Linked DNA regions of Homo sapiens: region 2 is linked to region 1. A link is a loop called in an ENCODE intact Hi-C map of the cell type or tissue named here. Cell type or tissue: gastrocnemius medialis. All regions are shown on one strand. Each heading gives the region's core, and the rest is flanking DNA. Links, peaks and the distances in the headings are about the cores only.

Region 1 (5,376 bases), core at 277-5,276:
GGTTTTTAAATTTTAGGAAGTACCAGTTTAGGGGCCGGGAACAGTGGCTCATGCCTGTAATCCCAGCACTTTGGGAGGCCAAGGCAGGAAGATCACCTGAGATCAGGAGTTCGAGACCAACCTGGCCAATATGGCGAAACCCCGTCTCTACTAAAACTACAAAAATTAGCCAGGAGTGGTGGTGGGCGCCTGTAATCCCAGCTACTCGGGAGGCTGAGGCAGGAGAATCGCTTGAACCCGGGAGGTGGAGGTTGCAGCGAGCTGAGATCGCACCACTGAACTCCAGCCTGGGCAACAGAGTGAGACTCTGTCTCAAAAAGTAAAAAAAAAAATTTTTTTAATTTTGAAAATAAATAAAGTACCAGTTTAGGACATCCACTAATAACTAGATGATCTCTAAGATCCCTTACAGCTCACAATCACCACATAATCATGTTTGAAACTACTAGCATTGCAGATTGGCAGAAGTGATTATTTCAGAAAGGAATATTTAGCGCGCACACACACAATACATACATATATAGTTAGAAATCAAAGTTTCTTCTGAAATATTTTGGAAGAAATATTACCAAGGAGGAGAGGAAACATAAGTTTACCTTATAAAAGTTTTGGATTATCAGAAAAGTGTTTTTGTATGAAATGTTCAACAACCATCCTCAAATTTGTGGTAATAAGACTGTTAATAGGAAAGAAACAGGGTCAGGAAATACCAGGTATACAGAAGGATACTATAGAGTTATTATGAATTTATTTATAAACACTATATGTGTAAGTGGGAAAATGACCACAATCTTCTTATAGGAAAAAGCTGATTTTAAAACACTATGATCTCGTTTTTAAGTATGTGTGAGGACAGAAAAAAACTTGGGCATGAAAACATAAAATTTCTGTAGTAATTGTTTCTGGGTATAATTACATTTGATTTTTTTCTGTATGTTTTTCTATAAGATTTGTTTTTACAAAGGTTATATATTTTATTACTAGAAGAAGCAGGTAAGCTATTTCCATTTGACGGGAAAGTGGATTGTGTGTGTGGGTTTTTCTTTCTTTTTTTTTTTTTTTGAGACAGAGTCTCGCTCTGTCCCCCAGGCTGGAGTGCAGTGGTGCAATCTCAGCTCACCACAACCTCCACCTCCCCAGTTCAAGCGATTCTCCTGCCTCAGCCTCCCGAGTAGCTGGGACTGCAGGCACGTGCCACCACGCCCAGCTACTTTTTGTATTTTTAGTAGAGACAGGGTTTCACAGTGTTGGTCAGGCTGGTCTCGAACTCCTGACCTCGTGATCTGCCCACCTCTGCCCCACAAAGTGCTGGGATTACAGGCGTGAGCCACCACACGTGGCCAAATTGTGTTATTAATTGATAGTAAGATTCCTGTAGACTAATCAGTTAGCTTGATTCCTTTGAAGTGATGGAGGCGGAAGAAGAACCAAGCCAGCTGCATGTTAAGCTCTGTGTTATTAGCTAATGAGTCATATATTACTTTGTTGTTGTTAACACTTTCACTTCTAATGTGAGTTTTCCGACCTTTTATTGGTAAATTACACCACAGAAATTCAAGTGAACTCATTACATAAGTAAATCTTAGCTTTGGTTCCAATAAATCTATATCCCCCATGGGACTGAATTAGAAAGTGCTTAACTACAGATTGAGTATCCCTTATCCGAAATGCTTGGGACCAAAAGTGTTTAAGATTTCTTGTTGTTGTTGTTTTTTGGAATAGTTGCATTATACTTACTAGTCCAGCATCCCTAATATGAAAATGCAAAGTGTCAAATGCTCCGACAAGCATTTCCTTCGAGCATCATGTCAGTGCTGAAAAAGTTTTGGATTTTGAAGCATTTTGGATTTTGTGTTTTTGGATTAGGGATGCTCAACCTGTACCTATATTTGTTTATCATTCTTTACAGATGGAATGAGGATACTGGTGTACTGAACTTTCTTGAATCCTATACATTTTTAGGAAGACGATGGTATTCTTTTAATTTAGCAACTTCTATGTTAGAGGCACTTTCATGTACTAGTGTATGTGAAATTTGTATGTTTATTTTTCCTTTTTTAGGTGGTTACGGACCATTTCTATCATCTTGTTCTTGAACAAACAAGATATGCTGGCAGAAAAAGTCTTGGCAGGGAAATCAAAAATTGAAGACTATTTCCCAGAATATGCAAATTATACTGTTCCTGAAGACGGTAAGATTTCAAAACACATTCTTATGATTGAGGAATAGAATTGTTTTATTAATAGTCCTGTAACTCTAATTCACATACCTCTGATGAATCAAAGAAATTCACTTTATTTAAATCAATTTTCTTTCTACTGCCCATATCCTAAAGTATTAGAGTGTTACAAGGTCCTATTTGTAATCGGATCCCATTTGTAAATGTTTCCGAGTTTGACTTTCCATTGAAACCGTGCAGCAGAAGAAAGAGCCATTTTGGGATGTGACTGTGTCATGCTGGTATGAGCTCTCCCTCTAGTGCCTTTGGCTGGGTGTGACATGACAGGTGCCTTGTTAGTCCTTGATACAGACCTTCTCACTTCACCCTCAGATGACCCTGCATGGTAGTTTCTATTATTTTTTCCCGTGGAAAGAGAGTCTGAGAGAGGAGAGATAGCGTGTTCAAAGCCACACGGGTAGAGTCATGCAGGCAAGGCAGTCCTTGCACCCTTTGTCCCCAAGCCCATGCTGGCAGCAGCCGCGCTTATCTGCTCCTGTCTCTAGCCTTGCTGTGGCTGCAGCCTTGGGGATTTCCAGCAGGGCCAGCAGCCATCCCAGGCCACCTGAGACTGAGGGGTTTCCGGGGCACGGGACCGTCAGTGCTAAAGCTGGGAAGGTAGACCAGGAAGAGTTGGTCACTCCGTTTCCAGTCGCTTACACTTCAGTTTCCAGTGAACACCAGGTCTACCAGAGGCTCATAGGAGTGATTTAAGGTGAAATAACACCGCTTCTTACATCTTGAATTCCAAACTAGAAAACGCAGAATAAAAGACACTTTCCTGGAAAATATAGTTAAGATTTGGAAAATTTATTTTTTATCCTCAATGAAGAGGGAAAAGAAAACTTGCATTTGTCATTAAACTTTTTTGCTCCTTATGTTCAATGTTCTTTTCTCCCTCATGGGAGAGGCATTATATAAGTATATTCATAGTAAAATCCTGACCCTTGTGGGGCCTTCCAACAAAATCCTACTGCTATCACCTGTGTCATAAAGACCCGAAAAAAATTCCTACTGCTACATATTTCCTTATAGGAATAAATAATAGACATTGGAAATGGGCCTGAGCACCAGCTCTGCCTGTGGTCTCACCAGACCCAGCTGCTTTCATGAGCCACCAGCAGTCTCCGCACCCGCCAGAGGGTCACTCAGCGTGAGGTCAAGGTCCAGGCTCTTCCTGAGACCAAATCAAGTGGAAATCTCATTGCAGTTCATCACTGCCTTGCTCTACCCGCAGCCTGATGATGTGCTTTCCAGGACTGAGGCCGGGTGCCGCTTGCCCATGGCACATCATCAGAGCATGGCTTCTGCTGCGCTTTCTGTGGCTGGCATTGCCAGTTTCCCAGCAAGCTGGGTCTTTAATTCTCCCGCTAACCGCCTCTTGCCACCTCCTGTCACTCAGCTCAGGCAGTGGCTCGGCGGCCGGGGGGTCCTTCCAACAGGGTCTGCCTCCCCAGGCCCTTCCCTCTTTCCCTCCTCATGGCTGTGGTCCAGGCCCTCACTCCTCTCGTCTCAGCAGCTGCCACAGCTTCCTGCCTGACCTCCTGTAGCTGGTCACTCACCTTTCCAGAACATTCTGTGAACTACCAAAGTCACCCTTCTGAGACACAACCTTACCTGCTTAGGAGCACCAAGGAGAAGCACCACCACTGGCTGACAGCCAAGGCCACCTGCCCAGCCGCGGGTGCTGAAGGGCTTCCGTCCAGGGGCTGAGGGGACCCTGGCTTGCTGCCTCGGTGCCAGGCCCAGTGACTGCTCTTCACCCAGCAGCATGCGTCATCTCCATCTGTGCCCTGCCTCTCCCAAGAGACTCACCCATCCCTGAGCATCTGCAGCACCTGCTGGAAGCCTGGGACCACCATCAACTCCAACGTCAACTCTCACTTAGCAATTAAAAGGAACTAACAGTTGGTCCATGTGACGGCATGGGTTAAACTCACAGTAATTGTGCTGACAGAAAGAATCAAAGCAAAAACTACACACCATGTGAATGCATTTGTGTAAATGTCTAAAAAGTAAATTAGCTGGGCGTGGTGGTGTGCGCCTGTAGTCCCAGCTACTCGGGAGGCTGAGGCAGGAGAATCACTTGAACCCAGGAGGCGGAGGTTGCAGTGAGCCAAGATCGTGCCACTGCACTCCAGCCTGGGCGACAGAACAAGGCTCCGTCTCAAAAAAACAAAAAAAAAGCACTCCAGCCTGGGTGACGGAGTGAGACTTAGTCTCAAGAAAAAAAAAAAGAACTCCTCAGATGGTACACGGACACTCTGGGCATTCCAGAGTATGTCAGTGACCCCCACCCCCGCCAAGATAAATGACATGGGCGCTCCCCAGCCACTCCAGAACACAGCCCAGGCAGAGACCCACAGCGGTTGCTGCACCCTTCCCTCCCTCACTGGATGCTGCACCCACCCACCCCCCACAGCAGGTGCTGCGCCCTCCCCTGCCCATCACTGGGTGCTGCACCCTCCCTTCTATGAATCTGTGAGTAAGTGTCCTCACAGCCTCACACACCCTGCAACAGAGAAGGCAGAGAGTGGTAAGAACACTCAGCTGTGTCGCCTAGATCTCAGATTTCGTGGGGTTACAGAAAATAATGATAGGACCACATGAATGTGGACTCTTCCGGGGGAGAATGCCTCAGAAAGGCCTAGAGCTAGAGGGTCGGCCATAGTGATCTGGGTGCTCCGCATGCCTGAGTGGGGAGCAGGAACAGGGAAGGGGAGTCTCAGAAGAGGAGGCTGATGGAAGCTGAGAGGCAGTCCATGGAGGCCCTGCCAGTGCTGCCCCCAGGGAGGCCAGGGCCCAGCTCCTGTGCCTGGAGGCTCCGAGCTTTCCTCTCCCAACAGCTCTGCAGGGAGGGCAGCTCTGGGGCTCAGGCAGGTCAGTAGGATTTCTCCCCCACCCCAGCCTGTCTTGCTTGCGCTGCTGTAACAAAATACCTTAGGCTGGTGATAGGATTTAGATCTGTGTCCCTAACCAAATCTTTTGTGGAATTGTAATCCCCAGTGTTTGAGGTGGGGCCTGGTGGGAGGTGACTGGATCTTGGGGATGGATCATTTTTGAATGGTTTAGCACCATCCTCTTGACACTGTTTTCAAGATAGTGAATGGGTTCTGCAACAGCAGGTCATTTAACAGGGTGTAGCACCTCCCCCATC
Region 2 (5,376 bases), core at 206-5,205, 220 kb before region 1:
TGGGGTACACTGCACCACCAGGAAAGAAATTTAAAGTATACCACAATCAAAAAAATGAATTAACAACCTTATTTTATTCTTAATAAATAAGACGAGAGGATTTTTTAAAAATCCACCTACACTCCTACCACAGTGATAGTTGGTTTTATTTTCCTCACGTTTTTTCCAGGTTTTACTCAAAAGTATTTGATTTTACACGGTTAAAATCAAACACACAAGTTTTATTCTTTGCTCGCTTAATGGTACATCTTACAGATTTTTCATGTTATTCCACAGACTTTACGTGTATCATTATTACAGATGTATGACAGTCCCTTCAGTTTCTTCAAAAATTTATACATTTCTCACTTTCCAGCCAGATGTGCAAAGAAAATGTGGGTTCTTTATCCTTTATAAACACTTGGATATTCTCATGAGCCCACTCCACCGGGAGTAAGGAAGGACACATAAACTTTGAACTTGAAACTTTATGTTACCACAGTCCCTGCCCAATTTCACGAGCTCTTGGGTGACTTCTGAGGCGGGTAAATAACGTTTCCTGCTTCTTCCACTCTCTTGCTCTTCTCCAAGAGGATGTGGGCCTGGAGTGGTGCCCATGCCTTCGCAGCGCTGGAGGCCTGTGCTCCTTCCATGGGTCCCCACCTTGGATCCTGTCCTGGGTGCACATTGGCTGGTTCCACTTAAGTGAGAGTGAAATGGAATCCAGCTGAGAAATGTGACTTTCCCTTTAGTACGGGCATCCCTCCCAAAGAGCCTGGCTGTCTCCCACTGCTGGCGAACCCCACCTCAGCTCCTGCTGTGCGGTGGGGCCTCTTGGCGTCCACTTGTTACATTGCAATCCCACCTGCCCCCAGTCCAGGCAGCTCACCTGGCCGCTCTCATCTGCAGGGCCCCTCCAACCCCACCTTGGCAGACTTCTAGGGCAAGCTCCCCAGCAAGTAGCTCAGATCTACCCTGCATCCCTAGGACGTCGGGGTCCCTTCCCACGCCACACAGCAGCTGATGCTGCTCTGGCACTCAAGCTTGTGCTTCATTTCCATTTGTAATCTAGGGAAGGCCCTTGCCCCTGTGCTCTCTTCGCAGGAATTCTGAAATGAGCAAGGCCAAATGCCCTCTTCCACAGGCCTTCTAGCCAACCCGTCTAAAGCACCTCCCTGCTGTGCTTCTGCATCCCTGCACCTGCCTCTTCTGCTCCCGTGGTGGCAGGATGGGGAGCAAAACCGAAAAACATCTGGGAAAGAACGCAAAGGAAGACAAAAAGCAAGCAGGACCCTTACCACAGGAAATAAGCAGCTGAAATGAAGGGGGAAACCAGGAGCATTGATCGAGAGCATGGGGAATGGTCTAGTGCCCCAAACAAAAAGTGTTAGGTGCCCACTGGCTTCAGCAACATGCAGGTACTGGGGGACCTTGAAATGATGCCGTTTCGGTGGAGTGGAGATGAGGAAGTCAGCCAGCCTGCAGTGGCTTCGGGAACAAGTCGAGGCAAGAAAGGAAGACAGTGGATGTAGACACTGCTTTCAAGAAATTTGACTGTGAAGGGAAGGAAAGATATGAGATATGGAATGCAGGTGGCAAATGCAGCATCCAGTATTTTGGCTTTTTGGTTGGGGCAAAGGTAAATTCAACACTGATGAGAGCCAGCCAGTAGTGAGGGGAAGGCTAGCAATTCAGACAGCGTCTTTTCTGCAGGAGGGAGGTAGGGTTTTCTGCTAAGAGAGTAAGCAGCAGGGGCAGGAGGATCAAAGGACCCGGGTACCAAGAAGTTTGGAAAGAGCTTCCATGCTTAATGCAGGAAAAGCGGAATGAAGACATACAAGAATTACCAAGGAGTGCTGGATGCGCAGACGGCCTCAGCCAGCACGAATTGACTGGGGCAGTGACCTGGAAGGAGATGGGTGCACCTGTGTGCTTCCCAGCAAATCCCGACTTCAGGGTCCGGTCACAGAAGTGGTAAACCGTCCATGGTGTGGATGACTTCGACCACCTACCACATTTGTCAGTTCTCACCACACCGAGCACAGGAGCTCGAGTAAACACGCTAGCTGGAATGTAAGCTCCAGGAAGGCAGGACGGTGCTGCCCACCATGACACAGCTGAAGGGTCCTTAGAAATCACCTAGTCAAACCACTCCATTGACAAGGAAACCCCCAGTTTGGAGAAGGAGGCCGGAGTCAAAGGCAGACCTCCTGAGCTCCACTCCCAGACCTTTCGCCAGCACGGGGTGACCTCCAACTCCCTCAGAGAACACAGCCCTCCCCCTTTGGCTTCCAGCTGGAGCGTGAATTCCCGAAGGACAGCTTCACTAGATGCCCAGATTTAGGAAAACTGTAAAGCAGAAATATCATTCCATTTTTAAAGCAACACAACCTCCCCACGTGATAGCTATTAGTAAATAGCTCACAGCTGCGAGGAGGGGCTCCAAAGGACACAACACCCTGTGCCATGGGGTTTCCACGAAGATACATTCCTAGGTGTGGGCACGGTACTCCTCCCCTCCCTGCGGCAACGCGACGGGATGGCACCGGCGCGCTCTGGGGTTCGGAACGAGGCCAGCAGGGGGCGGTCTACACCACTGAGTGTTTTCCCAGCTCGGTTTGTTGTTTGGAAGGAAATTCACGTGTGATCAATCACACCTTAAATATCTTCTGTAGCTATAAATATCAAACATATGTTTTCTAAATGGTTTACACTCCTTATCTCCCCTTTTATAAGTTCAATAGTAGAGAGGTCGTGGTGAGGGACAGAGAAGGAACACCAGACCTGGGTCCGCTGAAGAAACAAGCCCAACAGGAAACTGCCAGGCGAGACCGCTCAGTTGCCTCCCAAACACAGATGGAAGACAGGATTTTCTGGAATCACAGCAAAAGAAAAAAAAAAGCCTCAGCTTTGAACATCTCGACAGCAAATTCAATGTCTAGTCTTTATTATTGAGCAAGTTCCCTAAAACTTCAAAGAGGTAAGCACATCAAAAAAGTACTAAGTATGAAACCCTGGGAATATAAACACATAAGAGACATCCTCCTGTCTTTGAGGAACTGATAACAAAGGGGAAAGAAGATACTATCTCAGGAGTGCTCTGAGCGTGGTTAAGGGCGTGATTCATCCCTATTTAATCAATATAGCTAGGGAAGAAGATTCCAACTAAGCATGAAAGAATAGATGGGACTCCAACCAGATTGTGGAGCACTGGAAACCAAGATAGTACATGTAGCCATTTTTAAGTTTGAATAGCAATTATCTTTCTAGTACGTAATCAGGGTGCAAAGCTTATACCCCTCATAAAAGAGTTTACTGAAGTTCAGCTACAACTTCCAGGTCAACACTTCTCCCCAACCAACCCACCTTTTACTTTGTCCCTCCCCCAAGGGGCTCAGGCCCACTACTGGGGGTAACTCAGCAGGACATAAGCCAAAATTAGGCCATCAGTATCGTGCTTTGGAACGGATTTCATTCTCGATTTTTGAATCCCTTGAATCTCTGTGGTATTGTTAGGAAGGATGGTGTCCTTTATATAGCTTTCCATAAAAAGTGTCTGATTTGTCTGGATGTCCAGCACATTTTAACAAACTCAAGCCTCTAGACCTGGGAGCTGGACCATTGCTTCTACAACAAAGGCAAGTCAGACACAGGGATGGAGCCAGTTCCTCTGGTCTCATGTGTGTGGGGGCCTTCCTGTGCCAATGAATCTACCTCTACCACTCACCCCACCCTAGCTGCATCCCAATCAACAGACAGAGCTTGGTGTGGTGGCACCACCTGTAGGCCCAACTACTCGGGAGGCTGAGGTGCGAGGATCACTTGAGTGCAGGAGTTGGAGGCTAAAATGAGCTATGATCATGCCCCCCCTGCACTCTAGCCTGGGCAACATGGAAAGACCCCATCTCTAAAAAATAGATACAATACAAAACAGACACCAAAAAAGAAGCACCAGAATTTACTTTGTTCTAAGGGATATAGGCTTTGTCACTTCAACAGTCAGGTCATGGGAGTTCTCAGAAAGTGTTTTGACATTTGCTCCCTAGCAGAGGAAAGTCATTTGTGAAACTATTTTTAAACAGCAAAACTAAAAAGGTGGGGTGCCATCTCAGATGCTCATTAGACATTGAGTCCAGAGCTGCTTTGGGGGGTAAGACAGAGACACTGTGCTCTAAATACCAGCACAAGCATGAAGGACAGCGACCACAATCTGTGCAGCCAGTCCACTTCTTTAGGAAATTCGATTGTAAATACTTTGGAGCTGATGAGCTCTCCTGTGTCATCTTCATATCATGAAACCTAATAAAGGTCTCCGAATGCCTGCTTCCCCAGCACCTCCACACAGTAACAATTTCTTGCAGTTTCCATTTCCCTCAAACCTCCCACTGTTGCTGCCACCCTATGGAAGATGATCTTATCTCAAATACTTCAGAGAAAATCTGAAGACGCCGGTGAGGAATTCTGACGCATCCTGACGCCATTTCACCAGAGCCTGTGCGCAGCAATGCCACTCACTGCATCTTTTTTTTTTTAAAACTAAAACGAGAGCCCTTTCTTCCTATCAAAAGGCAGCACTTCTCTAGATGCTTCCGAGTAGCCCTGGCCCACCCAGCCTCCTCAGGCACTCCACTCCCTTTTTCCCTCTTTCTCATAAAACCTCAGCCTTTTCTCACAAAATGCCTCTCCATTGGCATCCGTGCCTGCTCTCCTTTGCCCCTGGGAGCCCCCCCCCCAGGATTTGGTCCCCTCCAGCTCCTTGCTCTCTCTTCCCACCGGAGCTTTGTTTTGATTCATCTGGCCATCCGTCCGTCCACTCTTCCTCAGCCCCACTCCTCAGCACCCCCCAGTCGGACATCCAGCCACTAAAACACTCTCCTTTAGGCCAGCAGAGGCTTGCGTGATGATAAGCCTGCCATCTTGCTCAGTTTCTTCATGGCTCTTGGAAGCCTTGCACACCGCTAAGCTTCTTGAAACACCCACTCCCCGGCTTCCTGAGGAACCACTCTCTGTTTACCCTCTGACCCTCTGGCCACATTTTCTGAGTTTCCTTTCAGAGCTCCTGCTCCTTCTCCAAGCCTAGTTTGAACATTGGAATTTATCAAAATCCTGCTTTCAACTCACTTCAGTTCTCACTCTGTGATCTCTCTTCAAAGGTCTCACCCACTCCCATGGCTTCAAACATGTTCACAATGCCAAATTTCCGTCTCTCGACCCAATCTCTGCTCTGAATTCCAGCCCTCCAGATCAACTCCCAACTGCACATCCCCGTGTGAAGGTCTCACATTGCCTCAACCTCAGAAGGTCCCAAAACCAGTGCAGAGTCAGCCTCCCCCCAACACAAGCTCATCCCACTTCACAAAATGGTTCTTCCATGGGAAAGTCATTTGTGCTGAGGAC

The links. A loop is a pair of places that touch in the nucleus more often than their neighbours do. Peaks named below come from ENCODE experiments on the same cell type or tissue, not always from the same donor. Only the 100,000 strongest peaks of a DNase experiment are listed, where the experiment ranks them.
Region 2: a loop joins it to region 1, with 15 times the contacts of the local background. A loop is called at or near these places in 25 of 110 quality-filtered maps.

The regions. Positions count from the first base shown.
Region 1 is chr18:11,870,207-11,875,582 of GRCh38, forward strand. GNAL (G protein subunit alpha L) reads left to right here. Exons shown (of 12, transcript NM_182978.4): 10 at 2,062-2,192. Among named protein-coding and RNA genes, the nearest start is that of CHMP1B, 21 kb to the left of the region's middle. In gastrocnemius medialis, for the core only: CTCF peaks have their summits at 2,481 and 2,683; a DNase peak (open chromatin) is centred at 2,485; H3K27ac peaks cover 936 bases.
Region 2 is chr18:11,652,933-11,658,308 of GRCh38, forward strand. MIR7153 (microRNA 7153) reads right to left here and starts at 2,009; the gene lies at 1,953-2,009. RefSeq lists an enhancer at 4,819-4,988 and a cis regulatory region at 4,904. In gastrocnemius medialis, for the core only: a CTCF peak has its summit at 2,561 (motif pointing right); no DNase peak of the experiment used is centred there; H3K4me3 peaks cover 560 bases.